Linked DNA regions of Homo sapiens: region 2 is linked to region 1. Evidence: read pairs that join two places in POLR2A ChIA-PET (ENCODE). Cell type or tissue: endothelial cell of umbilical vein. All regions are shown on one strand. Each heading gives the region's core, and the rest is flanking DNA. Links, peaks and the distances in the headings are about the cores only. Region 1 has its middle 10 kb from the start of RIMKLB. Region 2 overlaps PZP (PZP alpha-2-macroglobulin like).

The links. Peaks named below come from ENCODE experiments on the same cell type or tissue, not always from the same donor. Only the 100,000 strongest peaks of a DNase experiment are listed, where the experiment ranks them.
Region 2: POLR2A ChIA-PET joins it to region 1 with 13 read pairs; 2 of 35 experiments call an interaction of 5 or more read pairs at or near these places.

Annotation. Positions count from the first base shown.
Region 1 is chr12:8,685,831-8,690,226 of GRCh38, forward strand. It overlaps a transcript of RIMKLB not described here. Among named protein-coding and RNA genes, the nearest start is that of RIMKLB, 10 kb to the right of the region's middle. In endothelial cell of umbilical vein, for the core only: no CTCF peak of the experiment used is centred there; a DNase peak (open chromatin) is centred at 2,161; H3K27ac peaks cover 786 bases.
Region 2 is chr12:9,161,273-9,165,668 of GRCh38, forward strand. It overlaps PZP (PZP alpha-2-macroglobulin like), which reads right to left. Exons shown (of 36, transcript NM_002864.3): 19 at 3,867-4,095; 20 at 2,861-2,987; 21 at 2,396-2,517; 22 at 1,325-1,376. It also overlaps a transcript of KLRG1 not described here. Among named protein-coding and RNA genes, the nearest start is that of PZP, 45 kb to the right of the region's middle. In endothelial cell of umbilical vein, for the core only: no CTCF peak of the experiment used is centred there; DNase peaks (open chromatin) are centred at 2,349 and 3,079; H3K27ac peaks cover 1,544 bases.

The sequences.
Region 1 (4,396 bases), core at 253-4,252:
AGAGTCTCGCTCTGTCTCCCAGGCTGGAGTGCTGTGGGGCAATCTCGGCTCACTGCAACCTCCACCTCCCAGGTTCCAGCGATTCTCCTGCCTCGGCCTCCCGAGTAGCTGGGACTACAAGCGCCCACCACCACGCCCGGCTAATTTTTGTATTTTCAGTAGAGACGGGGTTTCACCATATTGGCCTGGATGGTCTCGAGCTCTTGACCTTGTGATCCGCCCACCTCGGTCTTCCAAAGTGCTGGGATTACAGGCATGAGCCACCGCGCCCGGACTAATTTTTGTGTTTTTAGTAGAGACAGGGTTTCACCATGTTGGCTAGGCTGCTCTCGAACTCCTGACCTCAGCTGATCCACTGATCCACCCACCTTGCCCTCCCATAGTGCTGGGATTACATTACAGGTGTGAGCCACCGAGCCCTCTCCCCCTTCCCTCCCCTCCCCTCCTCTCCTCTCCTCTCATTTCCTTTCCTTTCCTTTTTGGAGACGGAGTCTCACTCTGTCACCCAGGGTGGAGTGCAGTAGCCCGATCTCTGCAACCTTCGCCTTCCAGGCTCAAGCAATTCTCCCACTTCCGCCTCCCCACCACAGACGCGTGACACCATGACCAGCTATTTTCTTTTTTCTTTTCTTTTTTTTTTTTTTATTCAGGGTTTTCTTTCGTTTTTGAGACGGAGTCTCGCTCTGTTGCCCAGGCTGGAGTGCAGTGGCGCGATCTCGGCTCACTGCAAGCTCCGCCTCCCGGATTCATGCCATTCTCCTGCCTCAGCCTCGCAAGTAGCTGGGACTACAGGCGCCCGCCACCACGCCCGGCTAATTTTTTTTTGTATTTTTAGTAGAGTCGGGGTTTCACCGTGTTATCCAGGACGGTGTCGATCTCCTGACCTCGTAATCCGCCCGCCTAGGCCTCCCAAATTGCTGGGATTACAGGTGTGAGCCACCACACCCGGCCTCCACTGACTTTTAAAAAGTTAATGCTATATAGACAGCTGCATATATATAGCTGCAGTGTTCAATCCTATGCAGATTTGGAGAGGGCGCCACACAGGAATTATGGAGAAATCAGCGATTATGAACTTTAGTGCATCAGAATCATCAATGTATAACAAAATGAAGAATCTTCAGCTCTTTCTCTAAGGATTTCAATCTGGTGTGTCTGTGGTGGGGTAAGAATACGTACTTGGCGACCACCTTCAAGTGATTCTGATTCAGATGATCTCATTAAATGCAGGCTTTCTTACTTCATACCAGTATTTCTCAAATTTGAGTATGTACCTGAATCCCCCGAGGGCATGATTGCCAGATAAACACAGGATGATCCGTTTACTGTGAATTTCAGATAAACAATATAATTTTTTTAGTATGTGTCTCAAATACTGTAATATTTGGGCAAATAATCTAAGTAAAATTCAAATGTGCTTCCTCTCTAAGCATCATGAGTACTTTCAAATTAGGAGTTTAAATCTCCCTTGTGGCAGATATTTGTGATGATGATTTTGTCTTTTTAGGACATTTCAAAACATACAACCTCATCAAAGGATTTTCCTCTTCATTACTGTTTCTCCTGTTAACTTTTTCTTAGTATCTCCATCCTCCTTCTGTGGTCACTTCTGAAACAAAAAGCTCCAGAGAAATGTTACAACTTATTTTTCATACTTTTTCCTCTTTTCTTTGTTTCTCCTTTTATTTTCACACTTCTTGCTCCATTTCCTCTCTCTGCCTCTGCTCTCTCGTCTTTCCTTTGTAAGTCCCCAAGTTGCCCTGGACAAAATGAAATTTCTACCAGGGCTCCCCTCCTTCCTTTCTTCCTTTCTGTTTTCTTCTCTTTTTCCTTCCTTTCTGCTTTCTCCCTAAGCCATCCATGTCAAAATTAAAATCTGTAGGAACAAATTAGGGAGTCAGGGTACTGGGGACCAGCCTACATTATTGTGTTCCAGAAGGAGAATCTGTTCTGACAGTCCTTTTGCTAGAGCAAGTTCCAAGTCAGGAAGAAAAAAAAAAAAAAAAAAAAAGCAGGTGACCTGGGAGAGCTTCAAGAAACAATTGCTTTGCCTGGGGATCTGTTGGGAGAGTGATGGATGGCACTGCAGTTAGGACTTGGAGAACTGCAGGAAAAGGAGGGGAGTCATTGCCAGGCAGCATGAGGGGAGGAGGTGTCTAGAAGAAACAGCCATTCAGGAAGAGCTTATGAAAGGGGTGGAGAATGCACTGCCTGTGTATGCTGCAAGACCTTTCTGCAGACATTGTGTCTTTGTGAGCTGACTGCAGAGGCCATGTGCATGTGAAATGTATGAGAATGTATGTGTTGCTTATTTCAGATCATGTATGAACCTGTATGAATTGCTGACTGCAAGAAACGGGAGTGGATTGTTGAAAAGATCTTGCAGCCAGAGTGCTTGTTTGTGGTTGTGTGGTATGTGTGGCTTTTTGCCAAATGCACTGTTCTGATTCCAGCTCTGAAAGTTTAGTGGAAGTCTGGCAGATTAAGCCAAGACACAACAAAGTCAGAATTTAGAAGAAAATATGGGGGCAACATGAGAGGGAAACAGAAGCTGTTACAATAAGAGACAAGAAAAGCGAGATTTAGGGAAAGGGGAATGAGAAAACAGAAGATAAATAATAGAAATTATTTTCTTAGAAAGGAAAATTTTGAAGAAGAGCAGAAAGAAAAACAACACATTCTTTCAGATATAGGCACTGCATACTTTTAGTTCTCCTGGTACTCCAGTGACATAGTTCTTAGTCTCCCCCATTTCTTTCTGGATGGTTTATCTTGAAATAATGTATATTACAGGTATATTTTGGTTATACCAGAGGATTTTTAAACCTTAACAATTATTCAGAAATGAGCATTACTGTTTTTATATAATTAAAAAAACTTGTTGTTGTTAAAGGAGGGCTGTTGAGCATAATGAAAGTTTTGATCCAGGGATTAATTGAACAGGATTAGAGAATTTTGTGTGTGTGATTAAAATAATGTGTGAAGTGCATGACGTATTTCTTTCTTTCTTTTTTTTTTTTCTGAGGTGGAGTCTCGCTCTGTTGCCCAGGCTGAAGTGCAGTGGCACGATCTCGGCTCACTGCAGCCTTGGCCTCCTGGGTTCAAGAGATTCTCCTGTCTCAGCCTCCCAAGTAGCTGGGATTACAGGTGCCCGACACCACACCCGACTAATTTTTTCTATTTTTAGTAGAGACAGGGTTTCGCCATGTTGGCCAGGCTAGTCTCGAACTCCTGACCTCAGCTGATCTGCCTGCCTCAGCCTCCAAAAGTGCTGGGATTACAGGCGTGAGCCGCTGCACCCGGCCATGCATGACATATTTCAAAACAGGGATAATAAAATACACCTTATCTCCACATTCTAAAGATCTATGGTTATTACTTTATTAGCAAAATTTAACAGGGGCTACTTATACCTGGAATAAGATATTTAACTTAGTCATGAGATTTTCTTCTAGATTTGGTAAACACAAGGACAGCATAACTTTTAGACTGAATGTGGGCTGAAAAGAGACGTCCTCGTTGGGAGCAGCCTAGTTTTGCTTTGTTGCCAAAACATTGTAACTATATATTTTGACTTCAAACTGCAACCATTACAATCTCTCTTTCTCAGCATTTTGCTCAATTAATATTTTAAACCAAAATAATTAATAGAAATTATATTTCTAACACTACTTTGCTCTATTCATTAATCTGTCTTGTTTCATTCAGCCATATTTTCCTCCTGTACTTCCTACTCTTTTTTCCATCTGCCTCTCTTTGTTATTTCTTCCTCTCTGTCACGTTTCCCTGGATTTGATTAAAGTCTCCTTCACTTTTTCCTCACCTTTCTCTCTTTTATTGAAATCACTCCTTTTCAGGTTTGTCTTTCTCCCCAGTCCTTTCTCCGGTGTCTTTGTCTCCAGCAGAGAGGGTATGGTGGTGATGCGGAGGTGGGGAATGAGGCCTGGGAGAACGCAGGCTGGGTATAGGTAGGAGAAAATGGGGCTTCAGCTGTTTCTGCAATCAGCCTACAAAAGGCTGACTTAAAACCTGCCTCTGTAAATCCCCCCTCTTCTGCGCCCTCAAAGGGTCTCTCTACTTCCCCACCTTAAATTCCACCTCCCCCATCCCCATTTCTCTAGTGACATCACTCCTTACCAGCTGTGACTGTCAGGGACTCTGACCTACTTTTGCCCACTCTATTAGGCAATAAGCCATGTTTTCTCCACTAAACTCAGGATTTTCTGCTAAACCCTCTTTGTCCCAGCATGTCAGTGGGTCCCTTTTTAAACCTCAAAACATTTTACAGTTTCCTACAATACAGTCATTTTTTCATGCCTGAAGTTCGAGAAAAAGCATAATTGATAAAAAGATTCTATGACTGTAGAAAATCCATTTATGACTTAAATGGAGTTAT
Region 2 (4,396 bases), core at 292-4,291, 480 kb after region 1:
ACACATGTAAAACATTCAGAACAGTATCTGCAACATATTCAATTTCAACGAATGTGAGCAATTGTTATTATTGCAGTTATTTTATTATTAGAGTTAGCAGTAATATTATTATATCTCCTTGTGGAACTCTGGGTGCAAGGAATAAGAATTTGACTTAATGATGAGACTACCTTTGATAGTCTAATTGCTTTTGGCACTGTGTGACTTCCAGAGTCCTTCCTCTTCTCATTTAACTATATTTTTGCATGGCTGTGCTCAGTAGCTTTCTAAAAGAAGCCTAAGACTTAGTGGGGGAACTATCGCTCTCCACTTTTGTAGCAATATTAAGACTTATAACCATGATAATACAAGTTATTTTACTGCCTCCCTTACACTATATTTGAATGGATTCCCATGTTTATAAATAGATAACATGAATATACCTTAAATTAGTCCTTCTCAAATGACAAATACAGTGCTGTATACACTGTGGACATAGAACTAATAATGTGGCGGTTCTGTATAAAAGCTACAACTACTTCTTAATGATATGATGAACTTAAATGTAAATTATTTTCTACACGGAAAACACACATTTTTAGTGAGATGGGTAGGAAATGCTATATGTTTTGTCAGCAGCTGTTTTAGAGACTATCTCTTGGGATTCAAACTTATCATGACCCTGCTGTCTTTAGTTTTTGTTGTTGTTGTTGTTTGCTTGTTTGTTTTTTTAAGAGTCTCACTCTGTTGCCCAGGTTGGAGCGCAGTGGTGTGATTTCGGCTCACTGCAACCTCCCCCTGCCCGGCTCAAGCGATTCTCGTGCCCCAGCCCCCCATGTAGCTGGGACTACAGGCGCCCGCCACCAGGCCTGGCTAATTTTTGTTTTTTTCGTAGAGACAGGGTTTCACCATGTTGGCCAGGCTGTTCTCAAACCCCTGACCTCAAGTCATCCTCCCGCCTCAGCCTCCCAAAATGCTGGGATTACAAATGTGAGCCACCACACCCGGCTAACCCTGCTCTCTTTCTACCTCATCCTGGGACACTCTAAGCTTCTGCAGCTGGGCTTGTCAGTGAGCAGCCACTGGGCTATCCAGGTAAAAGGGCTACGTATGAACCAAGAAAGCCCAGGTATTAGTCCTGTCTGTACCACCTGAGTCACATTAACTTGCTCTCTTGGGCTCAATGTCTTCATCTGTAAAACATACATAAAGAAATATTTAGTATTATGCTGACTTTCATGGAACACTCTGAAAACTGGGAGATAAAATGAATGTGCATTGTAACTTGAGGTTTATACCCCTTTGTGGTTTTGATCTCACTATGATTATGAAGATGGACTCTTACCTGAGGCACAGGTCATAGAACTGAAAGTCTTTTCTTGCTCAATACCTTCAGCCTTGGATGAAAGGAAAGAAAAGGAGAAAAGATAGAAACATCCTGGTGACAAGAGAACCACATGGATTCCTTTCTTTGATGGGTAGGGTTTACACGAATGATGTTTACCATCCTACTCTTTTTTTCCCAACTTTTGTTTTAAGTTCAAGGGGACATGTGCAGGAGGTGCAGGTTTGTTACATAGGTAAATGTGTGCCATGGTGGTTTGCTGCACAGATCATCCCATCACCTAGGGATTAAGCCCAGCATCCACTAGCTATTCTTCCTGATGCTCTCCCTTCTGTCACTCCCACTCTCAGACAGGCCCCATATATGTTGCTCGCCTCCATGTGTCTATGTGTTTGCATCATTCAGCTCCCACTTATAAGTGAGAACATAACATCCTACTTGTTATTGAATTATTACAAATCCATAAAACATTGAAGAACCAGGGAGGGTGGTAGAGAGAAAATGGGAAGAGATAATAAGGGCAGTAAATCAAAGCTAATGGGTATGAGAGATATGTGAATCTTAGGAGAGAGGTGGAGATCAAGAAATTGCGCTCAATGTAATCCCAGCACTTTGGGAGGCCGAGAAGGGAGGATCACGAGGTCAGGAGATTGAGACCATCCTGGCTAACATGGTGAAACCCCGTCTCTACTAAAAATACAAAAAAAAAAAAAAAAAAATTAGCCAGGCGCCTGTAGTCCCAGCTACTCGGGAGGCTGAGGCAGGAGAATGGCATGAACCCGGGAGGCAGAGCTTTCAGTGAGCCGAGATCGCAACACTGCACTTCAGCCTGTGCAACAGAGCAAAACTCCGTCTCAAAAAAAAAAAAGGAAATTGCACTCAAATAATTTGTGAAAAAAAATTTACAATAGCTGGCAATGTTGTCTGCTGCAATGCTTTTAGGGCAGGAAATTCCATTAGTCTTACAGGATGTATTGTGTGAGCATGATATTAATGGTTCTTTGTTGTCTCAAGAGTGACCGCCCGGTGTTGCATTCTTACAGTTGTTAGGGACTCCCAAAAATATGTTACCTCCACCAACAGGGTTTTGATGACTGTGTCTTTTCTTTTAATCTCAGGGACCTCAACAACCTCATTTCCACAGAGTTCTAAGGACTGCATTGCCTCTGCACTCACTGAGAAGTTCACATTCCCTAAAACAAGGAATATTGAAAACATGAGTATCCACTTTGATAGTCCAATCACCTTTAAGGGCTGCACCTTAAACTTATAGTTGTCCAGAATAGAAAATAAGGCTAAAAAAAAAGAAACCCACAAGGTTAATGTATACTAAGTAGCCAATGTCCAAGATAGTGATTCTGGGGACTAGCTTGGGTGAGAACAGTGGGAGGAGGTCATAGTGGATAGAAATAGGAAAAAAAACTAACTTTATAGAATTATATCTATGGCAAATAAAAGAGAGAATATGATGAAAAAAGTACTCAGACAGCCACCGTCCTTGTTGATTGATAGGCCCTTTTGGGTACTGTCACTCACCCAGAGTTTTAGGAGTCACTGTCCAAGACAAGGTTTGTCTCTCATTTCCACAGATACAATAGGATTCTTCTCCCTTTGTATTTTGGGAAGCTAGGAAGGCTGGAGAGGCTTTCAGCTGCACACTGACCTATCACCCCATGTGAGGCAGAGACAGAAATGATCAGAATATGGAACGACACGAACACATAGAATTGGGGCCAAGTGTGAGATGCTGCAGTAAATTGGGATTTGTAAGAAAAATGTATGTCACATAGATTCATCCATGCTTTAAGAAGCATGGCAATGGCAATGATACAAATCAAGATTGGTTGTGTATTAGGAGGATTTGGCATTTGCCTTAGGGTAGCTTGTGGACGTGCAGGCTTGGCAGTGGCAGAGGAAAGGGAAAAGCAGTGATTGTATATTGCCCTAGGGAATACTATCTGCTGCTATGTAGATTTTCATAGTTTCTTCCTTCCTTTCTTCTCCTATTTCTTACAACATATATTACATGTCTAATCCATACAAGACATAAAACACTGGGAATGGTAGATGAGAGGCTCCCGATCTTGAGGATATTGTGTCACAAGAAAGATGATCTATATACAACCACTATTACATAATTTACAAAGAGATAAGTGCTATAAGATAAATTAAAATTATATATTTTGGAGATTTCAAGATGACGGGTTGGAGAATGACTCTCGTGGAACTGAGAAAGCTGAGTTGTGTGTCAGCTTCAAGAATGTTCCTGGCATATAACCTAACTTGCAGCAAAGAATTCTGCAAGCGCTAAGAAATAGAAAAGCAAGGTGTGGCTTAGAGAGCCGTGATTTAAGCACCCATAGCACATATATCATTGTATTATCTTTCTGATCATGTCCTGCTTTGCATAGCACTAATTATTCACAGTGCTAACACACAATCCCTTGAATTATCCTTAGTCTCAGGAACAGAATCAGTAGCTGACTGATCAAAGGAATCTTTTGTTCTACCCACCTTTCCTGTTCACCCTCATTTTCCTTACCCGGATGCATTTGGGAAGGTAGTTTAGGACCGTGGCCTTGAGTGTGAAGACCTCTCCACGAATCACAGAGTAAGGCATTGTGAGCTCCACAAAGAAGGGCTGGAAGGCTCGGAGAGAGGCAGTGGAAGAGATACCAAGTCCAGCATCTTCGGACAGGCAGAAGGCCCCTGCCTTCCACTCGGTGATGGTGTCAGGGACTGTTACTCCTACCTCAGCCACACCTGATGAGCTGGGGAGGAGGGCAAGTGAAGAACAGAAATAATGAATGTAAGCCACCTTTTCTCAAGTGAGAATTAATATGCATAAAGCTAACGTCAAGAACTGAATCCACTTAAGGGTATATGCGAGTGTGCATTCGTGTGAACACTAGATTATGTCCTGGGATCTGAGTTGGGAAAATGAAAGCCACTGAATGGTACCTCTCCCCCTTATCAACAAATGATCATATCCCACATGTCTGTACTTTGAATAAAAATATTTGAATTGCGATTCATTTTAGTCCTTAACTTCCCTTGCTATTGTATAATCCC